2 separate regions of the Homo sapiens genome follow, and region 1 is linked to region 2. The links are chromatin loops, found by intact Hi-C in ENCODE. Cell type or tissue: OCI-LY7. All regions are shown on one strand. Links, peaks and the distances in the headings refer to the core of each region. The heading gives the core; the rest is flanking DNA.

Region 1 (8,706 bases), core at 296-8,295, 61 kb before region 2:
CAGGAGTTTGAGATCAGCCTGGCCAACAGGTTGAAACCCCATCTCTACTAAAAATAAAAAAAATTTGCTGGGCGTAGTGGCAGACACCTGTAATCCCAGCTACTTGGGTGGTTGAGGTAGGAGAATCGCTTGAATTTGGGAGGCGGAGGTTGCAGTGAGCCGAGATCATGCCACTGCACTCCAGCCCGGGTGACAGAGTGAGACTCTGTCTCAAAAAAACAAACAAAAAAAAGAACTGATAAATGTTTGTTGAAAAAGATATATTAGCCCTTATACAATCTATTTTTTTAAATCTTAATAATTTGTGTTGCTTTTTCTATAGTCACCCTCCAGATTTGAAGCATGGTGACTAAAATTGCTCGTAATACTCAACAATTACATTTATGTTATTATTATTTTTAAGAGATATTCTTAGTCACTCAGGCTGGAGTGCATCACTCAGGCTGGAGTGCAGTGGTGGGATCATAGCTCACTGCAGCCTTGAACTCCTCAAGCGATTCTGCCACCTCAGCCTTCCAAGCAGCTGCACCCAGCTTCCGTGTTATGTTTTACAGTTTATAAAATGCTTTCGTGCAGGCCCTTATTTATTCTCTTCAACAACCCTGAAAGATAGGTGATGATTCTTCCCATGTTTCAGCTGAAAATATACCTCTCTAAGCCTCATGACTAGGAAGTGGCAAAGCTGATGCTTTTACCCAGATCTTGTGGCTCTTTATCCAGTGCCTTTTCATGGCCCTTAAGACTGAAAGGGTATGACTGATGAGGAATGGAGCAAAAGGAATTTCATTGGTTTGGCATGCCGTATATTTAATATTGAAAACATTTTACCTGTTACCTGACAGCTGATTCATGTAGAACTGGGATGACAGTTGTGGTATGCATGATAGTTTGTCGTTGTTTTTTGGCTTTTTTTCATCTCAAAGTTATTCCATCTCTAATTTAGATCAACAACAGATCAATCAGTGGATTGATAATGGTGGGTAGTATAAAATCATCAGAGCTGAAGGCATCTAGAAATTATCTGTACCAGCCCTCTGCTTTAGTCATGGAAAATAGTCAGTATACTCATTTTTATAGACAGTGTATCTCAGGCTCAGAGAGAGAATGTGACAACAAACAATAAACTCAGACTTTGTCTTTAAGGCTCAGTAGAATCTTTCATTTCTTAGTCTTTTTATTTCTTGGTGTGATTTTTTTCTGACAGTTTCTTGTATGGAGTATTTTCTTCTTCCTTTTACATTTTCTTAATGCATATATATTCACATGGTTAATGATTCAAAATATGCAAAATGTAGAAGAGTCAAAAATCTCTCCCTCTCCTAGCTGCCTATTTTATCTTTTTGGAAGTAACTAGTATTGTTAGTTATCTGGGTGTCCTTCTAGAGACAGTGCCTACGTAATATTTCTTTTAAAAACTCCATTGACAGTATGCGTACTATTCTGCACTTTGCTTTGCTTTTCTATTTGGAAATTATTTCGTATCAGTTTATATATGTATATATATTTTTTTCTATTTATTAGCTTTCTGGACTTAAGATTCTGGTCTACTGAGAGAACCATGTCCAAATGTCCCTTGTAAAGATGACTGATTAGTACAGGACCTCAAATAATATGATTCTGTGTTTTAATGGAATCATGAAATCCCAGGATTGGAGACCTAATCTACATCTCTTGTTTTTTCACGTGAATACCCTGCAGATACCTGATGTTGCTACCTTTTAGAGATGTCTGAGTGAAAGATAGGTATCCTCGTCTCTCCATGTGCCCCAGTCAGCTGCCCCTGGTCTTTTTTGCACTGGTGGGGCACATTGTGGGTCAGCTATCGTATATGTCATTGAGTTAGTAATTATACTCAGGATCTGCCATGAGTCATTGCACATGGAATCTAACTGCAGTGTGAGTTTTATTCATGATGACATCTTGTATACCAGATGTTTCCCAGATGCCTAGGTTTATCCTGATTGAGTGTCACTGCTGTCAGGATGCTGTTCAGTGAACTAAGTTTTGTGTTGAATTGTGAGAAAGGAAGGTTTAGTTTCTAATAGGTGTTCCATCTCAGCAGCCATAATTGCCACTGGCTACCCTTAACCCCTCTGTCTGTGGAAAGCCCCAGGATTGAGTGAATGCTCTTCTTCCCTAGGGTATGGCCTCTCCGTAACTGAGACTTGATGGGAAGTAAGTAGATTTGGCTCAACAAATAGAGAATATAAACACACGTGTGTGTGTGTGTGTGTGTGTGTGTGTGTGTGTGTGTGTGTGTGTACTGAACAGTAATTGGATTCTGATTCAGATGTGGAGTTAATGATATCAAACTTAGGCTTGACTCTAGCACAGTTAATCTTTATAGACTTCCACATTTAAAGATATGAAATAAAATGTGCCTTTCGGAGTTGGCTTTTGCAATAGCCCTTTTTCTCCGTGAGAATATTATAGAAGAGGTAGTATTCTAGCTGTTTAGAGAATGAGAATGAGGCCAGTGGGGTTGTGTCTCACTCTCTAGGTGAATGTCGACCTCTACTCAGTTCTAATCTCACCGTGCAGTCTTTGTGGTCCCAAGGCTCTGCAGTAGGTGAATTAGGCCCGCGCAGTCTCTGTGGCCCGAGTCACAGAGGAAGGTGTTCCTTTCCCAAGTAGTGAATGGAAGCCGGCAGGGCACCAGATGCTGTGTTGTTTCCCCTGTTGCTTTTTCCTTCACACCCGGTGTAAAGTTTCCAGGCATTTGTGCAACCTGATAGCAGAAAGCGCCTGTCCTAGCAGTCGAGAGATGGGTTGGCAGGGGCTCAGGTTACTCCATGTCCCTGATAAGAGCCATCGATCTGGGCTGGTGGCTGCTGATAGGTGGGAACTATACTGCCTGCATTCTACCCAGCAGGAATGATGTGGGTCTCAGTAGTGTTTCAGGACTCCGAGAAGGTACCCAGGCAATTTAGAGGTCTGGCCAGCATCTCTAGGGCAGCAGCACACACTAAGATGTAGATTTTACCTTAGAAGAGATGGGTTTTAGGAAATGGTGGCACACAGGAGCGGAAGAAGTACCAGCATAGGAAAGGTGAAGTGCCAACCCGAGGAGTGGAAATGGTATTTTCTTATTCCACCTGGTAACCTAAAACTCAGTTGCGCAGTGACTTAAATTTGCAGAGGATATGTACATAGATAATTTTAATACACTGCTTGGATGGAAATAGTCACAGAATATATGTGAAAGTGTAGTGGCAGGTGGCTCTGTGGTAATAGATACTCTGTGAATACCTCTGTCTGAGCAGTTATCACACTGTATTAAAATATTTGGTTAAGAGGGCCCTTTCTGTCTGGGCACAGTGGCTCATGCCTGTAATCCCAGCACTTTGGGAGGCCAAGGCGGGTGGGTCACTTGAGCCCAGGAATTTGAGACTAGCCTGGGCAACATGGTGAAACCCCGCCTTTACAAAAAAACAAAAAACAAAAAAAACGAAACTTAGATGGGCATGGTGGTGTGTGCCTGTAGTCCCAGCTACTCGGTAGGCTGAGGTGGGAGGACCTCTTGAGCCCAGGAGGCAGATGCTGCAGTGAGCCATGATTGCACCACTGTACTCCAGGCTGGGCAACAGAGCGAAACCCTGTCTCAAAAAAAAGGAAGGCCCTTTCTGGTACCAGAAATTCTGTCTCTAATCTTACTTAGCTGTGTGTCCTTTAGGCAAGTTACTTAGCCCCTCTGTGCTTCAGTTTTTTATTTGTAAAATGGAGATAATAAATGAGGCTTGTACTAAATGAGTCATTACAGTTTTTTGTGTTATCTGTTGTTATGGTGGTTGTTATAGCACAAAGCACGGGCGCCAGAGACCATGGCAAACACATGATGACTGGAGGGCTGCAGAGTTCAGTATTTATTGTGTTCACTGAAAGACTTCTAGTATTAACTATGCTGGGTACCATACAGAAGCAAATGCATGAGATATTAACTGTGTGACTGTAAAATATATGACGAGAGTCAGTTTTTTTTGAAGCTGTGTAGAAAGAATATTGATGTGAGAAGTTTCAGTATCCTATGGCAGTTTCAGAGAAGGAATCTTCCTTCTTTCCTTTGGGAGGCCCTTCAGCTTTCTTGGTGTTTTGAAGATAGATTGTATATTTTACTTTAAGGTAGGACAATACTTAACTATTTCAGACAGGTATGAATCTTTCCTTTTTTTTTCTTTTTTCTTTGAGACAGTGTCTCATTCTGTGGCCCAGGCTGGAGTGCAGTGGTGCAATCTCACTGCAACCTCCCCCTCCCAGGTTCAAGTGATTCTTATGCCTCAGCCTCCCGAGTAGCTGGGATTGCAGTTGTGTGCCACCACGCCCAGTTAATTTTTTCTGTTTTTAGTAGAGGTGGGGTTTCACTGTGTTGGCCAGGCTGGTCTTAAACTCCTGGCCTCAAGTGATCCACCTACTTCGGGCTCCCAAAGTGCTGGGATTACAAGCATGAGCCACTGCTCTTGGCCCCTATTTTTTGTTAAACCTCTAGGAGAAACCATTTTAGATCAGAATCAATCCATTCATCCATCCTTTCTTCCTAATCTCTCTTCCTTTTTCTCTAAAAGGGAAAAAGTGCTAACATTTTAAACACTTTGGTTATTTATATTTAATGTAATCCTCTCTTATTGTGTAACAGCCCTCCCCCTTCTTTTGCTTGGAGACAAAATTTGATTGAACAAAATTTGAATGTTTACCACATGTTAAACATTGCTAGATGCTGGGGTTAGTTACAGAGTTAATGGAATGTTCTTATAAAACTTGAGTTTTGGGGAAGGTTTATGGAACAACTATAAAATTAGAATAAAAATTTGATAACACAATGGTTTGATAAGGGTGTGAGTAAAGAAATAGGAACTCATATTGCTGTGGTGGTGAAAAGTCACATAACTTCCATGAAGAAGTATTTATCAATGTCTATTAAAATGTAAAATGCACGTATTCTTTGACTCAACAGTTCCACTTCCAGGAATTTATCCTACAGATGCTCTTGCATCTGCGTATAAGAATATACATTATAGCATTATTTGAAGTAGCAGAAGGTTGAAGAAACAAAAATGCTCGTTGACAGGAAATCTGCTAAATAAAATAAGGTACATTCTTGATGAGAAAAAAAAAGGTACATTCATACAGTGGAATATCATGTAGCCATTAATTAGGCAGCTCTGTATGAACATAGAACACTCTTTAAATATATCAATTGTGAAAATCAAAGTACAGAAGAGTGTATAGTTTGCTGTTATTTGTATAAAGTAAAAAAGTATCCGTGTGTGCATAGACTCTGCCAGGAAACACAAGACTCCCCAGCGGTTGCCTCCTCGGAGGAGCATTGAGAGACAGAGGAATAAGGGTATAGGTAAAGACTTAATTTTTATTGTATATAAAAAAATCATACCAACAAAATTTGTTAATTGTATACCTTTTGTTCCTTTTGAATTTTGTATTACATGCATGTATTACTTGTTTTAAAAATAAAATAATGTATTAAAATTACACAGGGATAGGTACTGTGTAAACATAGGGTTTATGGTCCTTAAACTTGCTAATTTTCATAGAAATGAGTCAAGTTGTGTGTTGGAGAAAAAGTATGCCAATTCTGCTTACCACAAATAAAAAATAGTACTTGTGTGGTGGCGCATGGTCATTTTGTCATTTTGATTTTGTGTATGACATTGTTTATTCTATGTAGGATATTCCAGTACTTATATTTACTTATTATGTATTTATATTATATATATTTATATGTTTGTATATTAGCTATGTTTTCTTACATTTTTTATTTACTGAAAGTGCTGATATGGAGGGGTAGATAAGAGATGATTAAAAATGGAAAGTACATTAGAAATGGTGAATGTGTATACAAGATGAATCATTCAACAATACAATTATAAAGGGTCAAGTGCAAATCATAAAGTGGATTGAGAAGAAGCAAAATGAGTGAGAATCACTACCATAAGCCTCTCCCTTGTTCTTAAGAAATGTCCCCTAGCTAGACATGCACCCATGGGTTACTTGGATTTTTTTCACCTTGGAATTTTATGAACAAATGGACTTAGGAGCAGCCTTTCATTACAGAACCTAACTTGGTGGTGGATAGAGGAGTGTCTGTACCAAGCCAGGATGAGTAGTGCTTCTATGGGAGCATAATGGAGGAATTGAGGGATTCTTATCTGGCTGGGGTGGGATGGGCATTTGGAGAACATTCTGCAGAAGCTGTTGCTGCGTATTGAGTGGATAAGCAGGGCAGGTCATTCTAGACAAAAGAAACAGTATGTACAAGGGCAAGGTATGAGAGGAACTGCAAGTGAGTCAGTGAGGTTGGGGTGGAGGGCATGCGAGCAAGGGATTTGCCCAAAGTGTCGTTGGTAGTTAGTTCATCCGCACACTGCTGTTCTCTTGCAATCATGTAGGACCATTGTTCACCAAGCTGGCTGGGCACTGGTGATTAGATTCTCCTACCACTTCAGAAACATATCCTTATAAGGGTAGATGGAGGAATATAGTCTTTGTTCATTAAGGAAAAAAAGAGAAAGCAAAAAAGAACAAAGAAAATCTGTATTTGGTTATGTTGTACATATGTAGTTGTACTGACTTCCAGCAGACTATCTTATTTTCTTTTTCTCATCTGTCTGCATCCTTCAAGAAACTTTCCCTCTATTTGGAACCACAGGTTGAGTGCCGCATGGACACAACTTGAATCTTATGTTCTGTTTGATTATATTTGAATTTACATGAAGCACTTTCTACCATGCAGGCATGCATTTTGCTCTTCATAGCATGGAATGCTGTAACAATGTTGTTTTGTCCATTAGAGGCTTTCAAAAATTTTTATCAACATTTAAGTGCTTAATTTCTACAGTATACCAGGGCTGGCAGTAGGTAGGCAGGTGATATTTTATTCACATACCCTATATATTTGCACATTTTGATTGCTCGTTCTGTTAATTAAGGAGAGAATTTCTCTTTTGTAGCTGAAATGTTTTATGCTTTGAATCCACTCAAAGACAAATTATTCTGGAAAGCTTGAACTAAACCTGGTCAGATGCTTCTGAGTTATGAGAGAGGGATTGAAATAAACTTTTTCAGCTAAAAATAATTTTGCTCACAAGTTACCAAAAATGGCTGACTAGAAATGCTTTTAAGATACTTGTCTAAGCTACCATAAGCTAAAGGTCAAGAAAAAAGTTTAGAACACGTTATGAGAAACGATTGGCTCTACTTTGCTAAAGCTTTTGCCAAACCTCTTATTCTGTAATGACCACATGAGACAAAAGCTGGTGAAAGTGGTATGCCTTAGATTCAGTGGGGACCTAGAGATTTTTTCAGTGGAACACATGTGCTGCCTATCTCTTCTGACGACGAACTAGTACCTGTGGAAGGCACTAGGGTTAGGTGAAAATGGGACACTTCATTCTGAAGCTGTTATACAATTGCCTATGCCAATTAATTATTTAAAGCTTTTATCTTCTGTTGCAGAGCAATTTTTGCCCTCAGAATATTTGTCAGTCCTCACAAAGTGCCAAGTGATGGGTATTTAGCATGTGGCATTGCCGTCAGTGTTCTGTCATTTTGTTTAGACACTTCTTTGCATCTCACTGAATTGCAGAATTAAGAATCGTTCACATTTATGGGCAGCACGTTTTTGCAGTATGGTCATTTATCATTGGAGTTTATATTTTATGCTTCCTTCTAGACTCTTAGTGTGCTTTCACGATTATCCAGAGGATTCCTTTGCAGCAGCAGTGTATGCCACTGATTGGTGGTGGTAGCCTTGAGAAACTAGGGAGGCATGTTGACTTTCCTTAAGGTTGCTTAGTATTGTAGAATAAAATCTTGAATTAGAGTAAAATTCAGAGAGAGCTGTTTTTCCCCGTAAACATCATTCTTTTGAATACAGCCAGTATTAAGCCAGGATGCGTTTTCTTCCTAAATTTAACACGTATTTATTGAGCATCTAATGTGTATGAGGTTATGAGAAGGGAAGTTGAATGAGCTTATGTTAGAGGAACTCAACCTTTCCTCAGAGAATGGGAGTCTGCAGGCAGAGGTGGTGGTGTTGACACTTCGAGGAGAGTGAGAAGTTTTAGAAGTAGCTGCTGTTCCTATGTAATAAGGATTCATCAAGAAGTGGGATGAAAGGGTTGCTCAGTCTCAGTAAGTGCCAGCTGGGATTGAGTTGGTCCTGATGGTTTAACTTTTTTTTTTTTGAGACAGAGTTTCACTCTTGTCGCCCAGGCTGGAGTACAATGGTGTGATCTTGGCTCACTGCAACCTCCACCACCTGGGTTCAAATGATTCTCCTGCCTCAGCCTCCCAAGTAGCTGGGATTACAGGCACTTGCCACCATGCCTGGCCAATTTTTATGTTTTTAGTAGAGATGGGGTTTCACTGTGTTGGCCAGGCTGATCTCAAACTCCTGACCTCAGGTGATCTACCCACCTCGGCCTCCCAAAGTGCTGGGGTTATAGGCGTGAACCACCTCGCCCAGCTGTTTCTTAACTATCAGACAGTACTTGGAAGCCCATGAGTGTAGCTGAGTGCACGTTACCTAGTGCCAAGTGTCAATAAACTGAGATGAATGGGTTCAGGTAGAATAAGGGCGTGGGAGAAAACAAAGGACAGCAGGAGCTTTTCCTACGAGTTTGAGATCTTGACGTTAGAAGAGTTTTGGGTAGCAATGATGTGTAAGGATCCAATGGATGAGTTTGGTGTAGG
Region 2 (8,706 bases), core at 172-8,171:
AGCAGTCAGACCTGCTACGTTAATTCTTTTTCACATAGATGTTCAGTTTCTTTAAAAAATATGTTCTTAGGTCTGTGAAGAAAAATAAACACCATAGTAGAAAGCCAGCAGGGACTTTAATGTAAGACAGACCTGGATTTGTAATATGGGGGAAAAATTGTATAGTTTTTCTGAGCCTCAGTTTCCTTACTATAAAGTGATATATCACAGGGTTTTAGTGAGAATTAAAAGTGATAATGTTTATAAAACACTAGGCATAATGTCTGTCTTATATATAGTAAGTAGCTGTCAGCATTTTTTTTCAGCTCACTTGTATCAGTCCAGGTCCAGCCAGGAGAGAGAGACTACACAGTACTTTGGACAGGGCATTTAATATAAAGAATTATTTACCTCCAGGCGCAGTGGCTTATGCCTGTAATCCCAGCACTTTGGGAGGCCAAGGCAGGCGGATCACCTGTGGTTGGGAGTTCAAAACCAGCCTGACCAACATAGAGAAACCCCGTCTCTACTAAAAATACAGAATTAGCCGGGTGTGGTGGCACATGCCTGTAATCCCAGCTACTCAGGAGGCTGAGGCAGGAGAATCGCTTGAACCCGGAAGGTGGAGGTTGCAGTGAGCCAAGATCACGCCACTGCACTCCAGCCTGGGCAACGAGCAAAACTCCGTCTCAAAAAAAAAAAAAAAAAAAAAAAGGGCCGGGTGCGGTAATCCCAGCACTTTGGGAGGCCAAGGCAGGCGGAACACGAGGTCAGGAGATTGAGACCATCCTGGCTAACACGGTGAAACCCCGTCTCTACTAAAAATACAAAAAATTTAGCTGGGCGTGGTGGCACGCGCCTGTAATCCCAGCTACCTGGGAGGCTGAGGCAGGAGAATGGCATGAACCCGGGAGGTGGAACTTGCAGTGAGCTGTGATTGTACCACTGCACTCCAGCCTGGGCAACAGAGTGAGACTCTATCTCCAAAAAAAAAAAAAAAAAGAATTCTTTACCATAAGAGGAGACTGAAATAATGAGAAATTGACTCCTAGGAAGAAAACTCTAAATAACAGCAGATATAGATCTGCTGTATCTATAATAAGAAATATAATAATATGATTGATGTGTGACAAAATAGAATTAGTATAATAGCAGCTAAGCAGCTACCCCGGGACCGAGATATCATACCCAAAGAGCCGTCTCCCTCAATACCACCAAACACTTCCTGGCCGAGAGACTGAAATCTGAGGGGCTTTGGTGGAGAAGGCATGACTTTGACTCTCAGAATGGCAGAGAAGTAAGTCCCTATGGACTTATACCAGCAGAACTTGCTGGAAATCTGTCCTTTTGAAGTTGCCAAAAACTACCCTCTAGGATACTTGGGAAAGCTCTTCACAAGGAGTTGTCTCACCAGAGGCACTTTGCTGCCATATGACAACATGAAAAGGTTTACTGAGGGAAGCTACTAGCTGCTGGCTGCTGTCCATTGTAGGAGCTAGGATGGAGGGAAACTGCTTATCCTGTAAGAACCTGCTAGGCAAGCACAATGGGACCTGGAAGCGAAATGCTTTCCTCCTACAGTGTATCTCCTGTGTCCTCTATGGGTAAAGCTTGACATCATGCATGCTTTGCAAAGGAAAAGTATTTAAAGGGCCCAGGTTCATTTTCACACAGCCGGCAAAAAAGGTAAATTTGGAGCTGATAATCAATTAATTGATAACCAGTATATAGATGGAATGGATGTTTAATTCTAAATCCTCAGAAAACAGGAAGAAGATGGCAAATGGAGAGAGATCTAAGGAACCTCAAAAATAAGTAAGACACATGCAAAAAAAAAAAAAAAAAATGAAGTTGGACCTTACATCAATACCAAAATTAACTCAAAATGGATCAAAGACCTAAACATAAGAGCTAAAACTATAAAACTCTTAGAAGAAAACTTAGAGTAAATCCTCGTGACCTTGGAATTGGCAGTGGATTCTTAGACATGACACCAAAATCACAGGCAACAAAAGAAAAAACAGATAAATTAGACTTTATCAAAATTAAAAACTTTTATGCATCAAAGGACGCTATTAACAGAGTGAAAAGGCAACCAACTAATGGAAGAAAGTATTTGCAAAAATATATCTGATAAGGGATTAATATCCAAAATATATAAAGAACTTTTACAACTCAACAACAAAAAAGCAAATGGCCCAATTATAAAATGGGCAGGGGACTTGAATACACATTTCTCCAAAGAAGGTATACAAATGGTCAATAAGCACATGAAAAGATGAAAAGGACATGAAAAGATGCTCAACATCACTAAGTTGTAAAGGAAATATAAATCAAAACAATGAGATAACACTTCACACTCATTAGGATGAAAATACACACACAATAACAAGTGTAAGTAAGAATACGGAGAGATTGAAACTCTTGTGCTTTGCCGGTGGAAATTTAAAATGGTTCAGTGCTGTGGAAAACAGTATGGCAGTCCCTTAAAAAGTTAAATATTGTCACTGTGCAAACACCAAAGAATTACCAGTGATCCAGCAGTTCTGCTTCTGAATATTTACCCAAAAGCATTGAAAGCAGGGACTTGAATAGATATCTGTACACCCATATTCATAGCAGCTTTATTCACAATAGTTAAAAGGTGGAGGCAACCCAAGTGTCCATTGACAGATGAATGGATGGACAAAATGTGATTTTTACGTACCACATATTGTAGGCTACAATACAGTGATATGCACATAAAATTGTGTTTTATATAATTTTAACACAATATTATTATTTGGACTTAGAAGGAAATTCTGACACGTGCTACAATATGGATGAACCACAAAGATATGGTAAGTGAGATAAGTGCAGTGAGCTGAGATTATGTCACGGCGCAAATAAATATTGTTTGACTATTCACGTGAGGTACTTAAAGTAGTCACATTGATGGAGACAAAGTAGAATGCTGGTTGGCAGTGGACGGAGGGAGACAGGAATGGGGAGTTAGTGTTTATTGGGTGCAGCATTTCAGTTGGGGAAGATCAGAAAGTTCTGGAGATGGATGGAGGTGGTTGCACAACAATATAAATATACTTAATGCTATAGAAGTGTATACTGAAAAATGGCTAAAATGGTAACTTTATGTATATTTAACCACAGTTTTAAAAAAAGATGAAAGGAAACTGCAAAGAATATTTATAGTATGATCTTGAACCTCAGTACTAGAAAAGATAGATTAACGGGGAACTTTATTTTTAAAATTTTAATTAAAAAAAATTTTTTTTTGAGACAGTCTCACTCTGTTGCCCAGGCTAGAATGCTGTGGTACAATCTCAGCTCACTGCAGCTTCCACCTCCTGGACTCAAGCCATCCTCCCATTTCAGCCTGTCAGGTAGCTGGGACCACAGGTGTGCACCACCACACCTGGCTAATTTTTATTATTTCTTATAGACCCAGGGTCTCCTTATGTTGGCCCAGGCTGGTCTCGACCTCTTCCCACCCTGGCTTCCCAAAGTGCTGAGATTACAGGAGTGAGTCACTGTGCCTGGCCAGAATTTTATTTATTATTTATGTACTTCAAAATATAATTTTGTCATGATTGAATTTTATTTTATTTTTTTAAAATGCAAGAACAAAGTGGATTTGTAAAGAAAATTGAAAGAACTGAGGGTGTTAGCCAAACAGGAATTGATGACAGCAGAGTGGACTATCTGGCTGTATGAAGCATACGTTGTCATACCTGGGCTGTGTGATACGGCCTTTTGTTCCGAGGCTGCACATCTGTACAGCATGTGACTATACTGAATACTTTAGGCAGTTGTAACACAATGTATCTAAACATGGAAACATGTATCTAATGTATCTAATTTATCTAAACATGTACAGCAAAAATACAGTATAAAAGATAAAAATGATACACAGGTATAGGGCACTTGTGAATGCAGCCTGGAGAATTGGAAGTTGCTGTGGATGAGTCAGTGAGTGAGTGTGAGTGGATGTGAAGGCTTCGGGCATTACTGTACACTACTGTTGACTTTATCAACACTGTACACTTAGGCTACGCTAAATTTTTACAAAATTATTTTTCTTTAACAACAAATTTGCCTTAGCTTACTGTAACTTTTTTACTTTATAAACTTTAAAATTTTTTTAACTTTTTGATTCTTTTGTAATAACACTTAGCTTAAAATATAAACACATTGTATAGCTGTACAAAAATATTTTATTTGTATTCTTATTCTATAAGGTTTTTTTAAGATTTTTAATTTTTTTTTTTTTTTTTTTTTTTTTTTTTACTTTTTAAACTTTTTTTTGTTGAAAGCTAAGACACAAACACACACATTAGCTTAGGCCTCCACGGGGACAAAATCATCAGTATGCTTTCCACCTCCACATCCTTCCCACTGGAAGGTGGTAATGGCCAGTAACACACATGGAGCTGTCATTTTCTATGATAACAATGCCGTGTGCTGGAAGACCTCAGGAAGGACCTCCCTGAGGTAACTTTTTTTTTTACATAAGTAGAAGGAGCACACTCTAATGAAAAAAAGTATGATATAGTAAATACATGAACCAGTAAAATAACCATTTATTATCATCAAGCACTGTGAACTGTACATTGTTGTATGCGCTAGACTTTTATATGACTGGCAGCACAGTAGGCTTGTTTACACCAGCATCACACAAACACATAAGTAATGTTTTGTGCCATGACAGTTATGATGTCACTGTGATAGGAGTTTTTCAGCTTCATTATAATCTTTTTTTTTTGTGGCAGGGAAGAGTTTTGCTCTGTCGCCCAGGCTGGAGTGCAGTGGCACGATCTCAGCTCACTGCAGCCTCTGCTTCCTGGGTTCAAGCGATTCTTGTGCCCTCAGCCTCCCAAGTAGTTGGGATTACAGGTGCTCACCACCACACCCGGCTAATTTTGTATTTTTAGTAGAGATGGGGTTTCGCCATGTTGGCCAGGCTGGTCTCGAACTCCTGACCTCAGGTGATCCTCCCTCCTCGGCCTCCCAGAGTGCTGGGATTACAGATGTGAGCCACTGTGCTTGACCAGCTTCGTTATAATCTCATGGGACTACCATTGTTTATGCAATCAGTTGTTGACCAAAGTATTGTCATGTGGCCTTGACTGTGTATGTCACAAAAGGCAGAGTTTCTTTGGTCACTTTAGAGGTATTCTCATTCATTCTGTTCTTGAATACTAGAAACAGTTTATAATATCACTAGGTTTTGAACACCTTACAGTGAGGCAGAATGGCCATTTAGCACATATTCCTAAATAGCTGATGTAGAGGAAGCTAAGGAAATTAAAGGTTGGTTATTTGGAAATGTGCTACTTTGTAGGATTTATTCCCATAGACTATATAATTTTGCAATAAATAGACGTGGGGGTTGGGAAGGAATTCTTTTTGAGCTTCTCCTATATGTTAAATATTGTGCCAGATAAGCGTCACCTGATTATCTCATTGGATGTCACAACTTTATGTGGTAGATATTATCTATTACACAGTTGAGAAAATTTAGAGTCAGAGATATTAAGGATTTTGACTAGTCACATAGTTAGAAAGTGACCCAGCCAGAATTTGAATCTGTATCTTCAACTCCCAAGGTTCCGTCCAACCTTTCTATTGCATGATGAAAGGAGTTACATATATCTGTAATATAACTAGTAGAGTCTGAAGTGAATAGTTTATATGATTTGAGAGTCAGGAGTTGTAAATTCTGGGTTCTCTTTCATACCTACCTAGTTTGAGTGACTGTGGGCAAGGCACTTCTCTAAGTCTCAGCTTCCTCACCTGTAAAGAAAAGGGGTTTGATTGGTTATTTCTTAGACACCTGCGACCACTATTGAAGAAATTTTGGTGTGTTTCAAAGATAATCTTCAAGAACCCAGTAAATCCTGTATCAGATTTTACCATGAAACATACTGCTTATACCAGCTGATTTTTAATTTAAAAAAAAGGGGGGAGCGGTAAATGTGGAGGGAGTAGTGAATGTAACAAATAACTGTCATTGATTGTCTTGATAGGGAGGTAGAATGAGTTTTTTTGCAGCGAAAGCTTAGTTTACTAGTTAACAGTTGGACCTCATGTTGGGACCATGTTGTTAGATACTATCAGATTCGTATCACTTATAAGTCTTCATCTTATCTCTAGGTATTTTGAACTCTTATGGTTTGGAAGCAGAATGACGCCCTGTGGTCACTTAGCAATTTCTCTTCTTGAGGCCAGGCACAGTGGCTTATTCCCGTAATCCCAGCACTTTGGGAGGCCGAGGCAGGACTTGAGGCCAGGAGTTTGAGACCAGTCTGTGCAACAGAGTGAGACCTTGTCCCTACAAAAGATAAAACAAAATTAGCCGGGTGTAGTGGCACATGCCTGTAGTCCCAGCTACTCAGGAGGCTGGGATAGGAGGATCGCTTGGGTCTGCGAGGTCGAGGCTGCAATGAGCCATGTTCATGCCACTGCACTCCAGTCCAGCCTGGGCGACAGTGTGAGACCCTCAAAAAAAAGGTATATATTTTTTTCTCAAGCCAGAGAGATTTGTTGCTGGGATTAGTTTTTGCATGTAATAGCATATGGGATTTTACATCTTCTGTTCCTGTGGCATTCCTTTTATGTCCCAATTCAAAAATAGGCTCAATACTTGAAAAACAATTAACTTGCTGCGAATAACATAGTGAAACATCCTGAGCAACTTGATTTGCTTTTTTTTAGTCAGTGTGGTCTGTTTCCTTCTGTTATTAGATACATGCAAGGTGATGTGAAATTCATTTTCGACTGGGGAGTAAGTCAATGAAAAATCTGAGCTCGTACCCATTACCCAAGTTATTTGTAGAAGACAGCTTCATTTTGTATCTTCCTTTGCTTTATCTCGCTTTCTTCTCTCCAAACTGCAGAGTGGTAAGAATTCTTTTTGTTCCATTTTCATTATTCTTCCCCTTTCATTTTGTTAGACACAGAAGAAAGGCAGTGGGATGGTTTTGTGGATTTGTTTTTTTGTTGTCGTTGTTGTTTTTCTTGAGACTGGCTAATTTTTGTATTTTTTGGTATAGATGGGGTTTCACTGTGTTGGCCAGGCTAGTCTCGAATCCCTGACCTCAAATGATCCTCCCACCTCACCCTCCCAAAGTGCCGGGATTACAGCCGTGAGCCGCCGCGGCTGGCCAGATTTGTTTTTTTCATTGCTTGGTTTAACTTTGTTGTGTATTTCCAGTTTTCTGCACTCTGCTCATAGCCAACTCTCAGCAATGATAGAAGCCAGGAAGAAATACTTTGATTGGCAGCATGATGTCTTTCTTAAGCTTCTCGGGCAACTTCACTTTGGTTATTGTTTTATTGGTCAATGCTTAGGATTTATGGCTAGTATATTATATCACAAGTATAACTGTATGGAAAGCAGAGCTTTGGAGCTTCAGTATTGTTAAGTTTTCTTTGTACCTCTCTTAACTGTATTTTTAAAATGCTACAAAAAATAGTACCTTTTTTCTCCTCTATGTGCTATATTCTGGGTAATTTCACCAGTATTTTCTTGTAATTTTGCCAGTATTCTTTCTGGGAAAATATATTGACTAATCATTCAGAAATGATATTGATAATTTCCAGAAAAGCATTTAGAAAAACGGCTTTAAAAATCACTGTCTTTTCAGCATGTATCAATTCAACATAGTACTGGAGGTCTTGTCCTAATAGGTTTGAAGTTATCACTCACCTCCATCCCCCCACACACTTTTAAAAAGATCTTCTGAAGTCCTGTAGTTATTTTTAATAGATTTTAGTTATGGTATCAGTCGCACTGTCTTGTAATTATTATGACTCTCAGCTCCTCAAGGGCAAGAATACCAGCACTATGTTTCTCAAAGCAGTTGTTCAATCCACTCTTACTGAATAAGTGAAGGATTCTTCTGCTTAAAGAGATTTTACAGATGTAGGTACATATAGGAGCATCTAAGCAGCCAAAGAAGAATATAAAAGTCAGATGCTATTTTTCTTGCTGTGTATCACTTCTGTCTGTATCCACTGTACATTCACAGTCCATTGGCAGTTGGGTTTTTTTTGAGACGGAGTCTCGCTCTGTCGCCCAGGCTGGAGTGCAGTGGCGCGATCTCGGCTCACTGCAAGCTCTGCCTCCCGGGTTCATGCCATTCTCCTGCCTCAGCCTCCCGAGTAGCTGGGACTACAGGTGTCCACCACCATGCCCAGCTAATTTTTTGTATTTTGTATTTTTAGTAGAGATGGGATTTCACTGTGTTAGCCACGATGGTCTCAATCTCCTGATCTCGTGATCCACCCACCTCAGCCTCGCAAAGTGCTGGGATTACAGGCGTGAGCCACCGCGCCTGGCCAGCAGTTGGGGTTTTTTTGATAGTTACTTAAGGATTTTTCTGTTGCATTGTCACATGTCCACTAACCAGAAGCTTCTAAACGGTTTTAATTGCTGACCTCTTAGTTAATAAAGATTCTTACGGTTGGTATTTTATTTCTTATGTATTTCTTTTTATTTTTGAGCAGTCTCTGTGCCAAGACAGAGTCCGTTTCTTTCATTCTTAATAGGCCAATAATGCTTGCTTATAGACATATCGCTACTAAAACCTTTTCTTTTTGGACTTCTAACACATCTGATTTCCATCTTGTCTGTTCCAGTAGCTTTTCTTGTAATTTCATCTCTGCTTTAAATGCCAGTTATTGTTTTTATGCTGATTAAAAACTCAGACTTGCATATCATTAGATAAT

What was found. Peaks named below come from ENCODE experiments on the same cell type or tissue, not always from the same donor. Only the 100,000 strongest peaks of a DNase experiment are listed, where the experiment ranks them.
Region 1: a loop joins it to region 2, with 2.4 times the contacts of the local background. A loop is called at or near these places in 5 of 110 quality-filtered maps.

What each region holds. Positions count from the first base shown.
Region 1 is chr22:36,004,289-36,012,994 of GRCh38, reverse strand. All of the region lies in intron 1 of RBFOX2 (RNA binding fox-1 homolog 2), which reads left to right. Among named protein-coding and RNA genes, the nearest start is that of RBFOX2, 20 kb to the left of the region's middle. In OCI-LY7, for the core only: no CTCF peak of the experiment used is centred there; DNase peaks (open chromatin) are centred at 502 and 3,564; H3K4me3 peaks cover 2,014 bases; H3K27ac peaks cover 2,190 bases.
Region 2 is chr22:35,943,229-35,951,934 of GRCh38, reverse strand. All of the region lies in intron 1 of RBFOX2 (RNA binding fox-1 homolog 2), which reads left to right. Among named protein-coding and RNA genes, the nearest start is that of RBFOX2, 81 kb to the left of the region's middle. In OCI-LY7, for the core only: no CTCF peak of the experiment used is centred there; no DNase peak of the experiment used is centred there.